Regions from separate parts of the Homo sapiens genome. Here region 1 is linked to region 2. A link is a contact called in ENCODE Hi-C or POLR2A ChIA-PET data. All regions are on one chromosome and are shown on one strand. The core of a region is the stretch at or near the end of the contact, and the rest is flanking DNA. Distances in the headings are between cores, read along the strand shown. Region 1 overlaps LOC105378054 (a long non-coding RNA gene). Region 2 has its middle 110 kb from the start of PPP1R14C.

Evidence for each region. Hi-C counts contacts between places; a loop is a spot of excess contacts on that map. ChIA-PET counts read pairs that join two places held with the same protein, here RNA polymerase II (POLR2A). Pooled maps may share reads with other maps.
Region 1: a map of mammary epithelial cell shows a loop between it and region 2 (7-fold over the local background). The contact joins two enhancer-like sites. A Hi-C loop is called at or near these places in 2 of 168 maps with a recorded cell type or tissue (MCF 10A and mammary epithelial cell) and 8 of 50 pooled maps. POLR2A ChIA-PET finds 5 or more read pairs at or near these places in 4 of 52 experiments (MCF 10A, OCI-LY7, RWPE1 and 1 more).

What each region holds. Positions count from the first base shown.
Region 1 is chr6:150,294,472-150,301,237 of GRCh38, forward strand. It overlaps LOC105378054 (a long non-coding RNA gene), which reads left to right. Exons shown (of 3, transcript XR_943109.3): 2 at 309-396. Among named protein-coding and RNA genes, the nearest start is that of IYD, 71 kb to the right of the region's middle. Within about 2 kb of position 3,365, at least 2 of the 41 ENCODE cell types and tissues checked have a DNase peak (open chromatin) inside an H3K27ac peak, as active enhancers do; they include mammary epithelial cell, where a contact is called at or near this core.
Region 2 is chr6:150,251,155-150,257,890 of GRCh38, forward strand. No RefSeq gene overlaps it. Among named protein-coding and RNA genes, the nearest start is that of PPP1R14C, 110 kb to the left of the region's middle. Within about 2 kb of position 4,822, at least 3 of the 41 ENCODE cell types and tissues checked have a DNase peak (open chromatin) inside an H3K27ac peak, as active enhancers do; they include mammary epithelial cell, where a contact is called at or near this core.

The DNA.
Region 1 (6,766 bases), core at 2,115-4,614, 42 kb after region 2:
GCTCCATCCAAGACAGGGTCATGCTCAGCCTGAGTGTGACTTGCACAGTTTCCTCTGCCTTTTCCCCCGTTATCTACCCCATAAGGAGACTTTAGTGTTTTTTTATTTTTCCCATAATACCCTGCCTACTCCATAAGATTTTCCATGAAGATCAAACATGCATAAAAGTCCATTGTAGATGGTAGATCACTCTACTGATGTTATTATTATGACTAATAATAGTAGCTTCAAAGGGGCCCAGTGTTTCCACTTGATTTTCTTTATGCTGTGACTGTTTTATCTTGAAGAATTTTTCTTTTTGCTCACAGGTATTTATATCAGCCAGAGTCCCAGCAGGAAGATGGCATCTTCCACAAGATAAGTGGGCCAAGTTTAAAGATGAGATGATCTACACAGGTCTGGGCAGGGCTATGGGGTTCCCCAGGGGTGGAGGTGCCCCAGGGAGGGGAGTAGCACTAGCACTAAGCCTGAGAGTGCAGCCTGTGCAGTCACCTGTCAGTGCTCAGAGAGTCCCCGTGCTTCGTTTAACCCTCTGCTGTCACATTCTTGAAATCTCGAATACTTTTTGAACAAGGGTTTTTGCATTTCATTTTGGCCTTGGGCCCTGCAAATAATGTAGCCCATCTGCTTCGACCTCCTCCAAGTCTGAAGAGACAAAGGGAGGAAGGAATGACATTGGTTGGAGCCCAGCTATGGGAAGGGCTGTTTAATAGGGTCTGTTGTCTGAGGCCAGGCGCAGTGGCTCATGCCTGTAATCCCAGCACTTTGGGAGGCTGAGGCGGGAGGATCACCGAGGTCAGGAGTTCGAGACCAGCCTGGCCAAGATGGCGAAACCCCATCTCTACTGAAAATACAAAAATTAGCCAGGTATTGTCATGCATGCCTGTAATCTCAGCTATGTGGGAGGCTGAGGCAGGAGAATCGCTCAAACCTGGGAGATAGAGATTGCAGTGAGCCGAGATGGCACTGCTGCACGCCAGCCTGGGCAACAGAGCAATACTCTGTCTAAAACAAAAACAAAAAACAGGGTCTGTGGCCCAATACAGCAGCTACCATCATAACTGAGGCTTCCTATGGAGGAAGAGGGTATAAATTCCCTGGCTCTTTCTCCTCCACCCTCATGAATCCTGCCAGTGCCTCCCACTGGCTGAAACGCACGAGAGCCTGTAAATTCCCCAGGCACAGAACGAGGATGTGAACTGCAGGTAGAAGACCTGGAGGGGGAAGGGAGACTAACGGCACACATGTATGCAAAGAATCAAACGATCTGCCCTTCCGCAGCCTGCAGGCTCCTACCTGTATGGCACCTTCCTGCTCAGCCTCTAGAAACCACACCATCCTCCAGGACCATCCCAACATCTTTGCTGCCCATCCAGCTTGTTCACCTCCTCTGAGCCACTTGTATAGCATATCTGATCTGACTCCATATATTTATGCATTTAAAACTGTATAAATAATTTTAAAAATTTAAAGGACATACTTGAGGACCATCTGAGATACGGAAATGAGAAGCACAGTCCCTGCTGGGGTAAACAGCTGCCCACAGTTGGTTCACACTCTTGGCTGGTCCCCTTCTAAGTGAGTCTAGCCTTAGCCATGTGACTTGTTTGGCCAATGGGACAACAGCAAATGTAACACAAGTAGAGGGTTGAAACGTGCGTGCACATCGAGTCCTGCCCTGTCTTGCTGCTGAAAACTGCTGCCACCACGTGAACAAGACTGGGTTGATCACATGAAGGATAAGAGGTCCTAATTATCCCAGCAATCCACACCATGCCCGCTGAGGCCCCAGAAGCCCAAGGGAGGCCACAGAGACCATCCAGCACTACACAGCTGGCCCAGACCAGAAAATCCTCCCTCAAGGAACTTAAAGAATAGTCCTGAACCTGCAGGAGACAGATGTGTGGGCCAACAGTGACAGAGAGCACAGCAGTTACTTTGTCAGAGGCTTGTGTGGGTCAAGTGTGCAGAGCAGGGGAGCGTGGAGGGGGCCTGTGGGGACAGGAAGGACTGACAGAGGCCACCACATAGGAGCTGAGACCTGCAGAAGGAGCAGACGCTGGCAAGTGTACCAGCAGCAGGAGGATGCTCCCAGTGTTGGAGGACCCCAGATGCAGGTAGACATGAGGCAGACCTTGGCATCTGAGGGCTCTGCAGGAATCGTGTGCTGCTAAGGGGAACCTATGAGATGGGCTCACCCTGAAACAGAGATGCTTCCTGCAGCCTGGCGCGGAAACTCAAGGGAAAGATTGGCCAACTGATTGTTCTCTTAAATATTCGGTTTGACTTTCCAGGTTTTTATTACTTTTTATTACCCACATTTGGTGCGAGGGCAAATCTGTTTATAGACACCATCGGCAGGGCCTTTGTGAGCAAGTCTGGGACTCTGCGAAAAAATTCTTTGGGAGCCAGCAAGGGCATATGTGTATGATATAGACCACCCAGGCACCCACCAGACCCCCAAGTTATTTGTACTTTCATCCTTCCACCCTGCTGGGCAATTTAAAGTGATTCGAGATGAGACTTAAGGTTGTTAGTTATTCAGCTGGTCTTGAAACCACCTTTGCAAAGATTATGACAGTAAGAAAAGTCTAGGTGGCTGACTCCATCTTGCTTCTAGCCTCACAGGCTAGCTGTCCTTGCTCATTCCTGGGCATAGGCCAAGCTAACCACAGGATGAATTTAGTTTATAATTTAGCTTTGAAGCAAGAATGATAATAGTTCCTTCCTAAAATAGATCCCCTCCTGGCTCAGAGACTGACACTGCCTTTGTAAAACTAATGAAAGGCCATGAAATTAGGATTATGGGAGGGGCCGAATTCTGCTAAAATGTAGCTATAATTCCTAGCTGCTCAAGAGTCATGTGGCCACAGATCACAAGACTAGTGACTTCCCCCAATAGCTCCCTAGTAATGTCACTATTGTGGAGCCTAAGATTGGTCTTTTGAAATGTTTTTCAGACTTTTGCATTCTGGTGATCAACAGACTCCACCCAGACCCATGACTCATGACTCAGTCAGTTCTGTGGCCCCACCCAGAGGTGGACTCATTGCACAAGGGCCCTTTTCCACACCCTTATGATTTCATCTCCGACCAATCAGCAGCACCCATTCCCTAGTCCCCTGCCCATGAGACTGTCCATAAAAGCCTAGCCTCTGAGTTCTTGGGAGACTGATGTGAATAATAAACTCTCAAATACTGCTTGGCTAGCCTTGAGATAATTAAACTCTCTACTGCAATACTGCTGTCTCGCAAAAAGGATCCATGGGTATCTATATTCTCTCTCTCTCTTACATTCTCTCTGTCTCTCTCTCTCTATTTTTGCAGTTCCCAGGGAACACTGGAAAATGCAGTTTGTAGGGAAACATCTTTCTTTCCAGCTCTTTTGATGCCAATAGCAACAAAGAGGCCACATGACATGCTCTGTGCTTCTTGGAGCAGAGCCCAGGGTCTAGTGGTTAACAGGGACAACTAAACTGTACTCTTCGGCCATCATATCCAGGATGCCACATACCATGCCTGGAAAAAAGTCCTCACTCATGCTTATTCTTGCTGTCACTCTCATCTCTCTTGACCCCTTCTATGACAGTTCAACACAATTCACACTTTGTTATTGTGTGAAAGAAAAAAAAATTTTTTTTCCTCATGAAGATCTTGAAGAGAGCTGTTTCTGAGCGATCAACCTGACTGTTGCAAGAAGGCATGTGTTGACATGTTGATATGACTGTGCTTTTCTTTCTTTTCATTGTGATTTGCTTAGTGGGGCAGCAGACAGAGAGGTGGGGCAGAGATCCCTGTGATCCTCAGAGGGACTGTGAAGGGCTGGGACTGCTGCCTTAGACCAAGTTTTCTTGTCAATTGCAATGTCTGCGTCAAAATTTTTCTCCAAATGATGGTGGAGATCCAGCACCTCAGCAGCGAGAATTTGCCACGTGAAACATAAACCAAATTATGCAAAACCCATAAGACATGTGAGCCATCTGGGGGATAAGGATGTCTTCCCAACCAAGACTGGAAATTCAGAAGCTAAAATGAAAAAAAGTAGACTTATTTCTAAAATTTAAAATAAATACGAAATTTTTATGGCAAAATGCAACATAAAGTCATCAAGCAGGACATTTGGGGGAAAATGATAATGCAGAGGACAAAGATATTACATTTACACAAAGAGATTTTATAAATCAACAAGGAGAAAAGTATGAATAATTATAGCATTTGTGAACTTATTAGCAACCTAGTAAATATTTTTAAAAAGATTATACCCTATGACTTAACATTCCAGGATATGTGTATGAGGATATTTGCTAAGCTTTATTCAATATGGCAAAGCAAAACAAAACAAAACAAAAAATCTTGAAGCATTTACTGAGCACATTCTGCATGGCAGAAACTGTGTTAAGTCCTCATTCAACTGTTTGAACAGCACAATGAGTCGGCCATTAGACACAGCCCCTTATTAGGATGAGAAACTCTAGACTCAGAGAAGGCAAGCAATTCAGTCAAGATTATACAAAGAAGCTACATGGCAGTAAATGCCAGATATGAAAAAAGATGAAGCTAAAAATGAAAAAAAAAGAATAACATCAAGAAATGTAAAAGACAGAACTAAAACTTAAAGCTAAGGCCAGGAACGGTGGCCCACACCTGTCTTCCCAGCACGTTGGGAGGTTGAGGTAGGCAGATCGTTTGAGCCCAGGAGTTTGAGACCAGCCTGGGCAACATGGTGAAACCCTGTCTCTACAAAAAATACAAAAATTAGGGCTGGGCGCCATGGCTCATGCCTGTAATCCCAGCACTTTGGGAGGCTGAAAGGTCAGGAGATCGAGACCATCCTGGCTAACATGGTGAAACCCCGACTCTACTAAAAATACAAAAAAATTAGCCAGGCGTGGTGGCGGGCGCCTATAGTCCCAGCTACTTTGGAGGCTGAGGCAGGAGAATGGCGTGAACCCAGGAGGCAGAGCTTGCAGTGAGCCGAGATTGCGCCACTGCACTCCAGCCTGGGTGACAGAGTGAGACTCCATATTAAAAAAAAAAAAAAAATTAGCCAAGTGTGGTGGTGCACACCTATGGTCCCAACTACTTGGGAAGCTGAGGTGGGAGTTTTGCTTGAGCCCGGGAGGCAGAGGTTACAATGAACTGAGATCACGTCACTGTACTCCAACCTGGGCAACAGAGCAAGGCTGTCTCAAAAAAAAAAAAAAAAAAAAAGTAGAAGGTAAATACAAAGATAAAAAGCAAAGAACCAGAAAGTAAAAAGCAAGAGAGAAAAATGAGGTTTAGAAATTTCCATTTTCCCTTTGACTTTGTGTCTTAAAAGATAAAAAATAAAGAGATTTAGAATTTTTTTTTAAAAAAAGAATTAAGAAACAAAACAGTAAAACATAAACTAAGAGTGACAATATTTTTTAAAAGAGAAGACAGAGATAAACGAAGAGCTTAAAAAGCATGGGAATAAGAAATAATAAAAGGCTTAGTAAAAAGTTGGCGTGAAAGGTGACCCACCCACGGGCCGAGCCCTACCCATTCACTGAGCCTGGGAAATGACATTCAGCAGCAGGTGGAGGAGCAGCTGTTTTCTGTCACCCAGCTCTCAAGGGCCTGGGCTGGTTGTAGCTCCCTGTCACTGAAGCAAGCCCTGTGCTGGAGCCTAACCCCGGTGTCTCTCCAACTAACCCGCATGCTGCCCTGGCCCCTGGTATTCTCACCTCCTCCCATGGGAACCTGGGACAGCCACGCCTAATGTGCTGCGTCTTGACCACTTTGCCCAGTGCCTAGGAAGGTCTTTTTGGAGGCAGAGCCTGCCCTTGGCTGGGCCCTGCATCGAACTCTATGGAGCTCCTTGAACTGCAACGCTGGCCCCATGGCCTGATAAGGACCACTGCTACTGAGAAGCTCCAAGGACTGCTCCCTCTCATCACCCCTTAGTGTGCACCCCTGGACCATTGGCCCACATTGGACACCAGACCCTTAGGATGTGGATTTGAATTATCTGCTCTTTCCTGAAACTAACAGGTAATATTGGGGCAGAGGAGAAGGAAGGATGTCAGACAATATTTCATTTATCATTATTATTATTTTTAGAAGGAGTCTTGCTCTGTCACCCAGGCTGGAGTGCAGAGGTGTGATCTCGGCTCACTGCAAACTCTGCCTCCTGGGTTCGAGGGATTCTCCTGCTTCAGCCTCCCAAGTAGCTGAGATTACAGGCACCCGCCACCACGCCTGGCTAATTTTTTTTTTTTTTCTTAGTAGAGACGGGTTTTCACCATTTTGGCCAGGCTGGTCTCAAACTCCTGACCTCAAATGATCCACCCGCCTCGGCCTCCGAAAGTGTTGGGATTATAGGCATGAGCCACTGTGCCCGGCTCAGACAATATTTCAAATCAGATAATAGGACAAGGAGTAAAGAACCTAGACAGTTCTCCAGAGGAGCTTCTGGCAATGTTTCTGAAATCAGGGAACCAGCGGCCCCAGTGGGGTTTGATACTGAAAGAAAGCCTTCTAAGCAGAAACATTAGTTCTTGTCAAGGGTCAGAGTAGGTCTCAGCATGGTGGGCTTAGTGAAGAGGAAAGTAGGCTGGGAAGCCGGCCTGCAGAGTGAGTAGGGGAAAATCTACGCAGCCCCCGAGAGGGAAGAGGAGACAAATTTAGGTTAGACAATCCCAAAGAGCATCAAGTTACTGAGCCACCGTCTTTCTGGGGACAAAAAGGTCTCATGTAAAAGAATGAGCTCACACCCGGGTGGGACGTTTTGCAATTTGATGGA
Region 2 (6,736 bases), core at 3,572-6,071:
GCCTTGTGCTCATGCCCAGTTCTGCCAAATTCCTTGGAGTTTCTGGCGTGTTCTATGTATTTTCTTCTCTGGTGCTTTGTAAAATCTGTTGCCTTGGCCCAGAACGCCCCCTCTGCCAACAGGCTGTATCCAGAGAGCTGGGTTAGACCCCCTCCTAGGTGTGTTCCCCCTCAGCTCCAGCCTATACTCTGTCATAGACGCATCCACAGTATCATTATTGCCTATCCATTTGTTGGTGTCTTCTGTTAGAATCTGGGATCCTCGAGGCTGGGAATCTGGACTTCACCAAGCATCTGGTCCTAGGCTTGGCCCATCAAAGAGATTGTGTGTTTGCCAGTTGAATGAAAATGACAAAAGATTCAAGAAAACTCCACTGTTTTCTTCCCAGCTAGAGTTGTGGTTCTTAGATCTGAGTGTACATTTGAATCACTGGGAAGCTTTAAAAACAATGGAAGCCTAGGCCTCAGTCAATTCTGACCAGTTAAATCAGCGTCTCCAGGACAAGAGCTGGGGTGTTTGTTTTCAAGCTCTCCAGCTTGCGCATCGCTGGGCCATTGGGTCACTCTTGTGCCATTGGATGGCCAGATGCATTAGCCTGACCTCAGCTCTCCATGTTTATGCTATTACAGCAGGTGGCAGCTGTGGTATTAGCACACTCACTATTTCTCATACAGAGTCTTCTCACTAGGGCAATGGCTCCAAATTATCCAACTTCTAGTGCCGCGCTCACTTGAACATTGGGAAATCTCAATGTAAACTTCATGGAGTGGCTTCCATTTATAACGATCATAATAAAAGCACTGTGCTAAGTGCATGCTTTATCTCATTTAATCCTGACCTTAACCTTATGAGGCAGGTGGCATTCTCATTTTACAGATAAGAAAATAAACTCAGGCTTAGCAGCTTACCTAAGTCCACACAGCTACAACACTGAGATTCAAACCCAAACCTATTTGGCTCCAAAGTCCCATAACCATTAGACTTTCTTGCCACTCTTAGGGAATTACTCTTAGTCCCACTCACAAGAGTGAACCCCAGAAGCCACATTTAAAGTGAGCCAGGTCCCTGAGCTGGCAGGGTAGGGGAGGAGGCCTTGTGGATGGAGGAGATCCCAGCCACCTGTGGGGCTCTTCCTCACTCCTGGGAACTGAGGGACTCCCTGCTCCCCATCTGCAGTGCAGCCAGGCCCTGTGATGCTGGCCCTCCTTATCCAGAGTCCTCTTGCCTTTTCCCCATAACATAAAGCTCCTGGACTTGGGCTTAGCAGCTGAGCAAGGAGTATCCAGCCATCAGTTTCCTGAGAAAGAGCAGCTCAGGACAAGGTGATTTTCAATTCCTGAAACACAGGAATTAAACAGGTTTTTACTTATTTATCACTGACATAGTTTGGATATTTGTCCTCTCCAAATCCCATTTTGAAATTTGATCTCCAGTGTTGGAGGTGAGAGGTGTTTGGGTCATGGGGGCAGACCCCTCATGAATGGCTTGGTGCCATTCTCCTGGGATTGAGTGAGTACTTACTCTTAGTTCCCTCTAGATCTGGTTGTTAAAAAGAGCCTGGCACCTCCTCCCCTCTCTGTCTTACGTCCTCTCTTGCCATGTAACAAGCCGGCTCTCCTTCTGCCGTGATTGGAAACTTCTGAGGTCCTCACCAAAAGAAGATGCTGGTGCCATGCTTCCTATACAGTCTGCAGAAGCACGAGCCAAATAAACCTCTTTTCTGTATAAATTGCCTGCCCTCAAGTACTTCTTTATAGTAACACAAACAGCCTAAGACAATCACCTAAAGTCTCCATAAAAGATTGTGTGCTGTGCAAAATCAGCTTTTGGAAACCTAAGCTGTTTTTGACATGACTGCTGTTTAGCAAGAGAGTGGCAGGTCCACAGCTACTGGACACATCCCCATCCCTACTCAGCCACCCTATTTTTGCCTCTGAGTGAAAGGTTCTGGGGCTTCCCTCTGCTTCCTGGGAACCTTTCCTGGAATCTAGCCACTTTGAGAGTGAGCCTGTGTAGTCATGAGTCATATCTGTCCCTCTATGGCCCCTATCTACTTCCTTTGACTCTTGTCTTTGGGTGCTCAGAGTCAAGGAGTCAGCACGCTTCAGTGCTGCTGCATAGCCTAAGAGAGAAGTGCTGTGGGTGGCAGGGACCCTTGTCTGTTGTCTAAGAAAACAAAACTCCTATCGGGTAGTTGGAACTTTCTGAAAGCCATTTTCAAATTGGACACAAGCATACCACTATTTTCCCCTACTGGTTTCTCTTTGCTTGAATTAATTTTAACCCAAATAGTCCTGGAGAATTATTCCTCAGAACTAGTCTCATTTCCTTGAGGGCTTGGGGTACAACCCACTGTGTGTTTGTAATTTGCCTGTGAAAATGGAGTGGCTTCTCAGTCTTCTATGAGTGAGAAAGAACAGTGCAGGCTTCATGGAGTTCCCACCCAACCCCACTCAGAAACAAATGCTGGAAATGCTTCACTAATAGCCTTCTTGTGCGGCCATGAAGGCCAACCAGTTCTCTCTTGCTGACTGGAACATCTTGCCTGGGGATGGATTGTTCTTTTAAGACTGGATTGTTCTCTGCCTCCCGTGTCTCTGTGGGTGTTCCCATCACAACACATTAGCAGACATTTCAATAAGACTGATACTAGAACAGCTACAAACGAAGTCCTTGAGAAACCTGCTTTTCTGTTGTTTTATTGAGTCAATTGGATAAATAAGGGCAGATTAGTGTCTGGTGTGTGTTTTCTTCATGCTCAGTCTCCTTGGTGGGGTGTAAATGAAACTAGCGGGGTGGGCTTCTTTGGGCTCACCTTGTTCCAGTGGATTCTAGGAGGTAATTAGTTCCAGCAAGCACAGGGGGTAAAGAAGAGTGCATTCTAAACATAGGCGCTGTATAGACTTAATTGTAATTCAGTGTTCAAGTTGTTAGGAGACATTTCTACATGGTTCTCATGTTTCTGCATGTCTTGTGAGTGAGACTGCCTTTGTTCCAGACCCTTTTTTCAAGAACGTTTATATGTATAGCAAACAGTCTTGGAAGTTAGAGATAGTGTCTCCATGCAGAGCAAAGCTGTCTATTATAAAAGATATGGGTTCCCTAAGTGTCGAGCCCCTTTCCTGGGATGCGACCCACTGCATGCACGGGCGTCATCTGTCCTTCTTTGCAACACCCTAGGAGAACTGGGGCTCGAGAAGTGCCACTACTCTAGCCACTGCTATTGCTGTAACTGTCCTTCCTCTCTGACTCAGGAATGTAGCATCTTCTACCAGCATCTATGAAACTGACAGGCTAATTTGTTAGCTTACAGTAATGTAAAACCTTAGACCCTATACAAGTCTTGACAATGGTCAGTTGTCTTGGTCTCTTTCAATAGGACTTGAATCATTTTTGTCATTAATAGACATTTTCTTATATTTAGACTCTGATTGATTAATCATTTTCAAATGCATAGGGTCGGAAGTTTCCTTTAAAGAGATTTCATGCCTGGAAGTGGTTGTTCTGTGGAAGGAATTTAATTTCACAAAAGCCACCTTTTCTTTTCCTCGTTGTTGGTAACGTGAAGCGAATGTTGCCTGGGGTGAAAAGACTCATGAAAGAGAGATGGAGAGATGGACTGTCCTGGGAGTTTACAGCAAAATTACCCAGTAGAGTGAGGCAGAGAAGACAAGCAAAGATTCTTGCCTCGAATCTTTCTGTTTAAAATATGTATCTACATAATATGAGTGGTGCATCATCACTGGCAATTTTGAAATTCCCCAGTTAATCTCTAGAAGCAGTTTTGTGAACTTACTTGCAGTATCACGGCCCACCCAGTGGTTACCAAAAATAGAAATTGAAGTCAGGGAATATCTGAGGCTACCAGATTGATTCTATTCAGGTCGCTAAATGATTCACATAAAGTGTAACCCAACACACCCTCCGGGTCACAAGATGCTTGAGGGTGAGTGATTTACTATTTGGTTTTCTGTTATTAGTAGCACAAAATTACTCCTTTGGTGTTGATTAGATTTTTAAAAGGGAACATTTCTAACTCAGACCTCCTTTCTGATAGCTCATGGATAAGGGACAAATAAGCTTATTTGTCTTTTCTTAAATATCCTTCTACAGCACTTAGGGTAGCACCTTGCTCTTTTTGGCTGTAATCTCAACATGGGGAATCAGTATGTGTAATCTATAGTGTTTCATCCTCACGGAATACCCCAGAGCCATAGAGAATCACCTCTTTCTGTAATTGGTAATGAGAGAATTAACCAAAACCTCTCAAACTGATTTAAAAAAAATGCATAGTTTTTTTTTCTCCTAATCTTATTTTCTATCTGAAACATCTGTGCTTATTTGAGAGCTGGGAAACTCGCTACTTAAATCTTTAATCTAGGATGTCTTAAAATTATAGTTCATGTGGACTTAGTGAGGTCCTCATAATCTCTGAAACTGTGTAGGAGATGGAACTTAGAAAGGAGAGACAGATTGAGGTGAGCCACACATAGAGCAACAGAGAGAGATGGTGATCCCAAGACAGGATGCTGGAATGAAGAGAGCCAGAGAGTAGCAGACAGGCATGAGCATGTGTGGGAGGGTCCATGCCACATTGGGGTCTCAAAGTGTCCATACCTCGAACAGGTGAAGAGCCAGGACCCAGAGCCTTGGAGCCCAGGCCCACAGGAGACTGCAGCCACCCAGGGAGCCAGGGCTCGGGTGTCCCAGGAATAGCCAGGGTCAAGCTCTGCCTCCCATCCTCAGGCTCAGCCTTCACCTTGATCGGATTTCCTGGTCTCCTTCATTCCCACATCATCCACTCTGCTGAATTCCTTCCATAGATGATCACTTCTCCCCAGGACACCGCCCCAGCAGCAAGTAACAGCCTGCCTGGCAGCGAGCCTTGCACGGGCCCATCCCCACCCGCTCACAGGCACACACTGGCTTGTTCAGGAGGTGGGTTCCAGCTCTCTTCTTCCTCCCTGCACTCCATGTTGGGTTGCTTCGCCTGTGGGTTCTCATGCTTACAAGCCCTTGGTGTAACTTTGCCTCCAACCCGTTCAGCATCACGTCAACTTCAATTGCCAATGCCCTAACCCACTCCCTTATGCTTCCATCATCTTGTTTAGGCTATCAGACAAACAAATTAAGACAGACATGTGAATACTGCCATGCAATACAGAGCAATGGATGGGAGGAAAGTCCATATTTTGTCGTCTTATCTCCAGGAAGAAATGAAGGCGGGAAGAGTAAGAATGATGCCCTGTTCCTTAACAAAACACTTTGTGCATTCTTTATTGTGTCATAGCTGTGCAAGGAAACAAAGCTATTGCATTTTATTTGGGCTGGAAATGTAAAATCTTTAAAATATAACTTTTAGAAGGAAGGCAGTTGCTCTTTTTCCTCGTGTCTTATCATGAGAGTCATTTGATCCAAGATACTGCTCCTTAACTTACGCTTTTTATTTGGAAGAAACACTAACGATACTTCTTAGGGATATTGTACAGAGAAAGTAGGTTGCACATTTAACCTTAGGAACAGAAACTGCTGTTGCTTAAGTACCGCTCACCCTTTCACCACCTGAGATGAAGAATGACTCAACCATATGATGAAACAGAGAAAGCCATGTTTCTAATGAGGCCAGAGCCTGAAGGCAGAAACCCTTCAAGAGCTGAATTTCCCATTTTGTTGCCAACAACAAATAAACTCAGTGTTCCTTCAATGACGATTAATCCGGCAAAAACCATGCAGAAATGAAGGAGCTTTAAAATGATCATCATTCATCAACCCAACCATCTCCCTTGGATACCCACTTCATTACTAAGAGAGTAATTATTTTTGTGTTGTCAGTTTTAGGGAAAAGCCCTTGAGGATTATTCATTGGTAATTGGAAAAATAAATGTTAATGTCTTCTGTGGATTAGGAAAGAATGTTTTATGACTAACTGTTTAGACGCTTCTGTTGCATTGCCTGAGTTTGGAAGCTTCATTGGTTTTCCAGCCAAGGCTTCATAAAAGCTTTCAAATTACCTGTAGCTGTCAGAGAGGAGTCTCCTCAAGGAGATGGATGAAGCTTGCCCACGATGCCGCATTCCAGGTTTTTGTAATAATGCTGTGGCAGCCCCATCTTTCTCCCGACTTTTATTTTATTTTATTTTATTTTCTTGAGATGGAGTCTCATTCTGTCACCCAGGCTGGAGTGCAAATGTGCAATCATGGCTCACTGCAACCTCTGCCTCCCAGGTTCAGGCAATCCTCCCACCTCAGCCTCCTGAGTAGCTGGGACTACAGGCGTGCACCACTATGCTGGCTAATTTTTCTATTTTTTGTAGAGACAGGGTTTCACCATGTTGCCCAGACTGGTCTCACTCTTGGACTCAGGCAATCCTGCCTGCCTTGGCCTCCCAAAGTGCTGGCCCCGACTCTTCTTAAATTGTGGTCCCAAGGCCAAGCTGTAGTGCCAGTGATTTTCCTCATTGAGGAAATGAGCTCAGGTTATTAGAAGTGATGAAGTCAGCAGGCCCCCACAGGATGAGGTTTTAGTAGCCACAGGGCTTGAGGTGCAGCCTCTGGGAACCCAATCTCTTGATCTACAAGGGTGGCTCTGGGGAATGTGAAAAAATTGGACAAAAATACTATCTAGCCCCAGCAGGAAGGATTAGGGTGGCCCTTGACAGTGTGGAGTGGTAAATACACCCATAAAAATATGTTGAAGAATGAGGGGCCGGGGTGGAATTGGCTTCCCTCTGTAATAT